2 separate regions of the Mus musculus genome follow, and region 2 is linked to region 1. A link is a contact called in ENCODE Hi-C or POLR2A ChIA-PET data. All regions are on one chromosome and are shown on one strand. The core of a region is the stretch at or near the end of the contact, and the rest is flanking DNA. Distances in the headings are between cores, read along the strand shown.

Region 1 (3,745 bases), core at 662-3,161:
TGAGACCTTGACATACCCACCTGTGAACACGCATAAACATAAACACACACACACACACACACACACACACACACACACACGCTACAAACTCAGACACACGCAAAGCTAAATAAATAAAACTAAATTGAACAGCATATTCACAGAAAAGCTTATAACCTCTAAGTGAGATGGAGAATTGTTTTTAGGTCTCACATAAATCACACAGTGAATAACATAAAATTAAAGGGCCAGATACAGTGAGGCAAACCTTTAGTCCCAGCGCTCAGAGGCAGAGGCAAGTGGCTCTCAGTGAGCTCGAGGCCAGCTAGATCTACACTTCAAGTTCCAGGACCGACAGGGCTACATGGAGAGATTCCATCTCAAACCTTCCACCCTAAACCACCATCAACCAGGACAACAAATATGTGCATATATATTATTTATATTTAAATTGTGTATACATATATATAAAATCAAAGGGCTGAAGAGATGGCTCAGTGGTTAAGAGCACCCACCTACTGCTCTTGCAGAAAACTCCAGGTTCAGTCCTATGCATCTACACTCTCACAGCTACCTGTAATTCTAGTTCCAGAGGATCTGTGCCACCCCCTGGCTTCCACAGGCTCCTGCATGCATATACACACACACAGGCACACACACACACATCTTAAAGGAGGGTGGGAGGTGGGGAAGAGATGGAGGAGGAGGAGGAAAAGGAAGAAGAAGAGGAGGAAAGAAAGAAAAGGAAAGAAGACTATGGAATACATGTCCCAAGCTGGGGTGTAGCTCAATGGTAGAGCATGTGCCTTGAATGCACAAGGCCTTGGATTTGAGTCCTAGCACAACAATGGACAAGCCAAGCAAAATCCCACCCAGAGTCTTTCACTAGGTTTGGCAAGTAATTCAAGGTTAGTATTCAAGCTTAGTATTATGCGACCTAATTATCTTTTCCTTGGGATGGCTTATATAGCATCACTTTAGTGCAATACTTCCCAGTGGAAAGGATCCTAAGAAATATCCAAATGGGGGTAAAAATACTATAACCATCTCTTATAACTGTGCTAACTAATGCATTAGCCATTTGCCACAGGTGGCTATTGAACACTATAGATAAAGGACAAGTGTGAACTGAAATCAGGTATGATGTAAAAATTTGAAAGCTTAGAAGAGTGAAGAATATCTCAATTTAAAAATACTTATAACGTGGAAATAATATTGCGAGTATCAGGTTGGGTAAACATACCATTAGAATTAATTTTATGTGGCTCTGTAAAGTTTACAATTCCATATGAAATTTATATCGCGCATCTAAAGCAATGAGCTACTAGAGCGATTACACTCAGTACAGACCTTCTTAACCACGGAACCAAACCTAGTGAGAAATGCTGGGTTTTGATCAGTTCACTTGACGCTTATGAAATGTGTTGACAGAATAAAGGTTGCAAGCCACTCACTGGGTTTACTGGAGATGGACTTGAAAGTCAAATAACGTGATTTGAAAAAAACAGGTACACCGTGCTGCACGTAGAAAGCCAAGGTCGAAGGAAGGGCCTAACTTTGCTTGGGAGTTTTGAGCACGGCCCGCGCTCCAAATCTGATCCTGCAACCCGGGCGCGACCCGGGCAAGTTCTTCCGTCCCGCGTGACGGGCGCGGGCCTCAGCCCACCGGGCTCCGGCGGAGCAGAGCAGAAAGCAGAGCTGCTCTCCAAGCGCGGCGCCGAAACAAAGCCTCCATGCCCTCGCTGCGGCTGCGCTCGCCTTCCCCGGCGGGCGGCAGCGGGCCACCCGGGCGTTCCCCTCCTCTGCTCCGGCCCACCGCGCGCCTCCATACCTGGTTCGCCATGGCCGCTAGTTCGGGATCGAGCGCTAAGGTTCACGAGTGTAGCGGAACCCGGGTGAGGGCTGGACCGTGCGTGAGGGGAGGGGCTGTGCGCGGGAGGCGGGCCTTCGATGTAGGCGGGGCGTACGTGAGGGCGGGAGGAGGTGGCTGTGCGTAGGGCGGGACTCGGCTGGGAGGCGGGCCTAATACCGGAAGGGCGGGGCCCGCGTTTCGGAGCCTGAGTTTCGGCTACTGCGCTCCGTTGCTGGGGAGGCAGTAGTTTTGGGGCCGTGAAGCGCTTTATTCCAGGCTGGCTCAACTGAGCCCCTGCAAAGCATCTCTGTGGTATTTCCTTGTCTAATTTTCGTGCAGTCTTTGTACGTTAGACGTGAGAGAAATATAGCGTGTGGTAACACGTGTGGGAAAGCACGTGTAGAACAAGCCACGCCTTCCGTGTGTCCCTGTCCGCGGTCCCCCCGCCCCCCTCTTCCCGGGCTTGCACGCGCTAGCTAGCGAGCTACTGATTTGCGGGTTGCATGCGCTAGCGAGCTAATGCAGCCCCTTGTTTTGCGGGTCTGGGTCCAGGACGAGTCAACACTGCGGCCCTCAAGGGCTTTGAAGGAACACTAGAGGGAGAGGTGCCCATCCTAGCAACAGCCCGACCTCGGATTTCAGCAGGTTACGACCAGGTCCTGGGATTTCAGGGACCATCGGACACGGAGAGAAGTTTTCAGGAAGGGAACCGAGGGAGCAGAGTGGGCCCCTTTTAAGAGTGGACCAACTATGTGGAGACAGAGGCTGCTGTATTTGCTGATGTAATCCCAAATGCTGCTTGTGTTGAAATGTACCCACTAAAACACCGCATTTTGTCTTTTTCATGGCTCATTTCCTGATTACACACTTTAAGGGTTGACATTCTCCACGGTACTGTTCAAAGCCCTTCTCTCACTTCACACTAACTCACACCCTGGCTTTTAACGTATATAATTAATAGGATGATCACCATAGTCTGTCTCCAGTCAGGGTAGTGTTCCTAAACTCCAGGCTTGAAGTACCAAGCCAGTGTGTATTAGGGTATCTCAGTGCTTAAAACCCAACTTACTTAAAACTAATCTTGTATTCGTGCCTCCTAATCCTTTTAAATGATTCCAGTGTCTGGTGATTAAAATATTCAAATATACAAGCCATTTCCAGTCAAACCACCACATGTGGATATTATAAGTTATACTCCTGTAAGAAGTTGAACAAGTTGAGGAATTCATAATTCTTACAGAAGTGAAGTCACGCAGGGAGAGCTGCTGCCCCCCGAAACAGAAACAGGAATACAGAGAATCACAATCCATCAGACTAGAAATTCATCATTGCAAGAAGCAGTACTAGGGCCAGAAACTGAAGAGTGATTGACCTATTGCTGTAGGCACTTTGTAGTTTAGTCTGACTTTTGTAAACGACGGAGGATGCAGTCATGTGGAGTGGAGTATTCTCATACTTTGAGAAGTTTATTTTCACGATTTTTCAGGGAAGGAGGGAGAAAAATTTTCCTACTGTTTCCTTTAGAGCAGTGTTTGTCACGTGTGGGTCATGACCCTTCTGGGGGTCGAATGATCCTTTCATAGGGATCACGTATCAGGTATCCTGAACATGAGATATTTTCATTACGATTCATAACAACCAGATGATAGTTATGAAGTAGCAATGAGATAATTATGGTTGGGGTCACCACAATATGAGGAGCTGTATAAAGGGTTGTAGCATTAGGGAGGCTGGGACCACTGCTCTAGAGGTAGTATCAATGTAAACATGTGTGTTCTTAAGGAGGCTTGCCCTCAAAAATGACTTGACCAGGGCTTAACTCAGCATGAGTTTTCCCTGTGCTCATCCAGTCAGGGAGAAGGGAGATGGGCATCTTCAGTCCTCTCTAGTTCTAGAATCCTATTCCTTGTAAGG
Region 2 (3,821 bases), core at 988-3,487, 760 kb before region 1:
ACTTGTAAGAGTCATCTTACAAGATGTTAAGAGTTATTATGCTCAAGTCATCAAATTTGGCAGTAAGTGACTTTACCCATTAAGCCATCTCACCCACCCCATAGAAACTTTTAATGTGGTCCACTAGTTTATACGTTACTACAAGGTATTTTTCACTAAGAATATTGTTTTACTGGGTTGAAAACTAAGAATGGAGTAAACATCATGATCCCTGCTCTCAAGTAGTTTACATTTTGGTGGAGCTTTTGTGTGTGTGTGTGTGTGTGTGTTAGAATCAAACTGCTACCAAAAAAGTTACCATAAGCCAGAAGGATGGAAAAGTAAGACTAGTCAGAGATTTTTATTTCAATTGAATATCAAGAATAAGTAGAAGCAAGCCAGGAGGAGTAGGAGCATAGAACACACTGGGCACATGGTGCAAAAGAACAGAAGTGACAAAAAATGATCTTAAGAATATTATCAAGTTAGAATGGCTGAACTGTAGGTCATGTGTAGGAGCATGTACAGGTGTTTGGAAAGATCAGACTAAATGGAACACAAGACCGGGGGTGATAACAAAAAAGAATTCTACTACCATTGATGAGTTTAGATTTTTTAACCCTGCCGTTAACAAAAATAAATATATTTTTTGTTTTTCAAATAATGTATGTTTTTTAAACATACTACTAAACACAAAATGAAAGATAAAATTATGACACTGAGACAGAAACAACATGCTACTGATTTAATTGAGAAAAAATAAATTGGATTGTATTAAATTGGGTAGCTATGAACAAAGGGGAAGAATTTCTGAGAGATTGTGAACATTTAACCAATGGTCTTAAAGGCCAAGAGAAATGGCCAGGCAAAAAAAGTAAGCTAGAGTTCTAAAGCTTAGACCAGCCATGCAAGGATGTCTGTAAAGTGACTGACAACGACGCAGACTTTAAGCCTGTGGGAAACTTAGAGACATAAACCACCTCTATCTCTATAAAGAATTTCACTTGGGAGTGGCTGGATATAAATGGTGATTGAAGTAACAGATATGAATAAGAGAGTACAATGAGCAAAGCAACAAGAACAAGATGTAAAGCTAAGTATCTTATAAATTTAGCTGTGCATGATTAGTGGGAAAAAAAGAAAAATAAAACATGATTCCTTGCTTCAGTACCGAATCATGTGTCAGGTACTGAACAGCAGGAAAAAAAATGAGACAGAAAGCAACAAAGAAAGTGGTCAGCTGTACCAAAATAAAGGTCAAAAAAAAAAGTTATGGGTGTGCAAAAGCATCATAGGTGTGCCCATTACAGATGGTCACTGGTAAACACAAGATGCTGGGGAATACATGCTTATACCATCTCAACAGTACTTGGCATAGGTACCAAAAATGCTGAGGACAGATGCTGAAAAGATGTAAAATTTGAGATCTGAAACGCAAACAGAATTTTACCATGTCCAGAGAAACTTAAACTAACCATAATGGAGCAGGGATGTAAACAGAGTACTCACTCCTGGAACTTTAAGGGGGCAGGAGGTATTTTATATCTACTGAAAAATGCAGGTTTACAAAAGAAACCACTAGAATTTGGGTGGTATTAAACTCAAACAAAAACAAAAACCAGAACTTTAAAAGCAGAGACCGAATTAGAAATATTTATTAAAAGTTGGACCTAATTCACAAACTGGGGGGGGGGGGGGGGGTGAGAAATGAAGAAAAGCAATTAACTACTTCAATTATTAGTCCCTAGGCCACCCCTGAAGGCTATAACTTTTCACAGAATGTAGAAAGAGGGTCTCAGTATAAAGCCAGGGATGGTCAGATAACTTCACTCCGGGGAGTGGGGGAGATTGGGGACGGGATCCAATTTGTAAGTGATAATACAGAATAGAAATGTAAACAATTACATCGTGGTAAATAAATCTGATTAAAGTGTGTGCAAAAGCAAGTATTGTGTTTCATACAGTCACAAACTTGTTATGTCATACAGTCAAGAGCCAAGGAATCAAAATCCTGGTTCTAGTATCGTCTCTACCTGCGACGTGTTACATTTCTGAACAGTGGTCCTTTTTGACTTTGTGTTTAACCTGAGGGCAGGCTGAAGGCGGGCCGTCTGTCACCGCAAGCTGGCCATCAGCATCTTACCTGTGGCCTGCTGCTTAGGAAAAGGTACCTGGTAGGTCCCAGGCCCCACGTGCTCCTCGGTGCTGCCGCGGTTGGCACAGTCGAGCCAGCGCGGAGCACGGTCATACATAGTGATGAGGGGCGGGGCCCACGGGACCGGAAACTAGACAGGCGGCCTGCGTCGTCCCTACACGCGGGACTAGAGTGCGAGCTGCGTGCTGACTGGCTCAGCGGCGTCAGCTTTCCCTCGGGTCCTCGGCACAGAGGTAAAGTGGCGAGGACAGCAGCCAGAGGACCCGCCCGCCAGCCCGCCAGCGTTCAATTCAGCGCTCACGGGTCACGCCAGAGACCGGGCTTAGCCGCCTGAACTTCCGGCTCTGGCTCCGCCCACTCCCCGCCTCCCGGAAACCTTGGAAGGGCAGAGGCCGGAAGGACTCGGGCCTGTAGGTGCACTTCCGGCACCGGCCTCGGAGCATTTCCGGTCGAGCGCTCAGAGCTCGGAGATGTCTTGTAGAGTCTGACGAAGCTCCCTGCGCTAGGCAGGGCGGTGCTGCACCTCAGCTCCACCTCAGCTCCGCCTCAACTCACCTGCTTCCTGTCCCAGAATACCTTCGCTGCGCAGAAAAGCCCTAGAAACGCACTAGAAGGAGGCGAATTAATTTGATTTTGATTTGCCTTCCCTGTAAATCAGGGTGACTGGAAAGACCCGGGGGGCGGGGCAGCGAGGCGGGGACAGGTGGAATAGAAAAGCTCGGGACCCCAAAACAGGGTTTGGGATCAGCAAAGTCCCCCTTCACTCCTGTCAAAAAGGCATCCTCTGAATAAAGTCACTACTGAATCTGACCTGCAGGCCATCAAGATTTCTAAAGGAAAGCTGGGAACGCAGAGGGTTGGGGGCGGGGGTGGGGGGGTGACAAGAAATGGCAACATCTGAAAAGGGGAAAGCTTGCCTACTGAAGCAAGTCAAGGGCAAGGGCTAAAAACTGCTTCTGGTGTTGGACACGGATAAATGGCAACATTGTCTACAAAGTAAGGTGAAGGCATCGAAAAAGCCCAAGCCACCCTCATCGATCCACTGAATCTTCAGCAACAGGCGCTGGAGAGTATCAGAATCCATCTATGTGTTTGGTTGGTTTTTTTCATTAAGAAATCCACACAGCTTCTAAACATCCTTAAAGGCTTAGGCCAGTGGTTCTCAACCTTCTGAATGCTGCAACCCTTTAATACGGTTTCTCAACTTGTAGTGGCCCCATACCATAAAATCATTTTCATTGCTACTTTATAACTTTGGTACTGTTAGGAAGCACAATGTAAGTATTTTTGGAGGTAGAAGTTTGCCAGTGGGGTTGTGACCCACAGGTAAAGAACCACTGGCTTAGGCAATCCTTCCATGGCCCTGCCTTACCCACAAAAGAGCTAGAGTGCCTCAGTCCCCAATACAAACTTAAATATATTTAAATTTTGTGATTCTTAGTTTGCTACTTAGTTCTGAATTAATTGTGGCATCTCTGTTAGAATACTCAAAAAGTATGTGTGTGTGGTTCCTAAGAATCTTTTGATGTCTTCTACTAAACAGCTGGATCATTACTTACTTGAAAAGAACTTATTGGCAAATGTATATAGTTCTCTTACTCTTCTAAGTTAACCTGGATACAAATAAAACTAAAGCCCCTGTCCCTGGGTAGGTCATGAATAGCCCAAGAAGGGGCAAGCAAGGTAT

What was found. Hi-C counts contacts between places; a loop is a spot of excess contacts on that map. ChIA-PET counts read pairs that join two places held with the same protein, here RNA polymerase II (POLR2A).
Region 2: a loop to region 1 is called in a map of left cerebral cortex, with 3 times the contacts of the local background. The contact joins the promoter of Stpg2 here to the promoter of Adh5 in region 1. A Hi-C loop is called at or near these places in 1 of 37 maps with a recorded cell type or tissue (left cerebral cortex). POLR2A ChIA-PET finds 5 or more read pairs at or near these places in 1 of 5 experiments (Patski).

What each region holds. Positions count from the first base shown.
Region 1 is chr3:138,441,259-138,445,003 of GRCm38, reverse strand. It overlaps Adh5 (alcohol dehydrogenase 5 (class III), chi polypeptide), which reads right to left and starts at 1,911. Exons shown (of 9, transcript NM_007410.3): 1 at 1,811-1,911. The coding sequence starts at 1,822.
Region 2 is chr3:139,204,309-139,208,129 of GRCm38, reverse strand. It overlaps Stpg2 (sperm tail PG rich repeat containing 2), which reads right to left and starts at 2,237. Exons shown (of 14, transcript NM_198659.2): 1 at 2,123-2,237. The coding sequence starts at 2,231.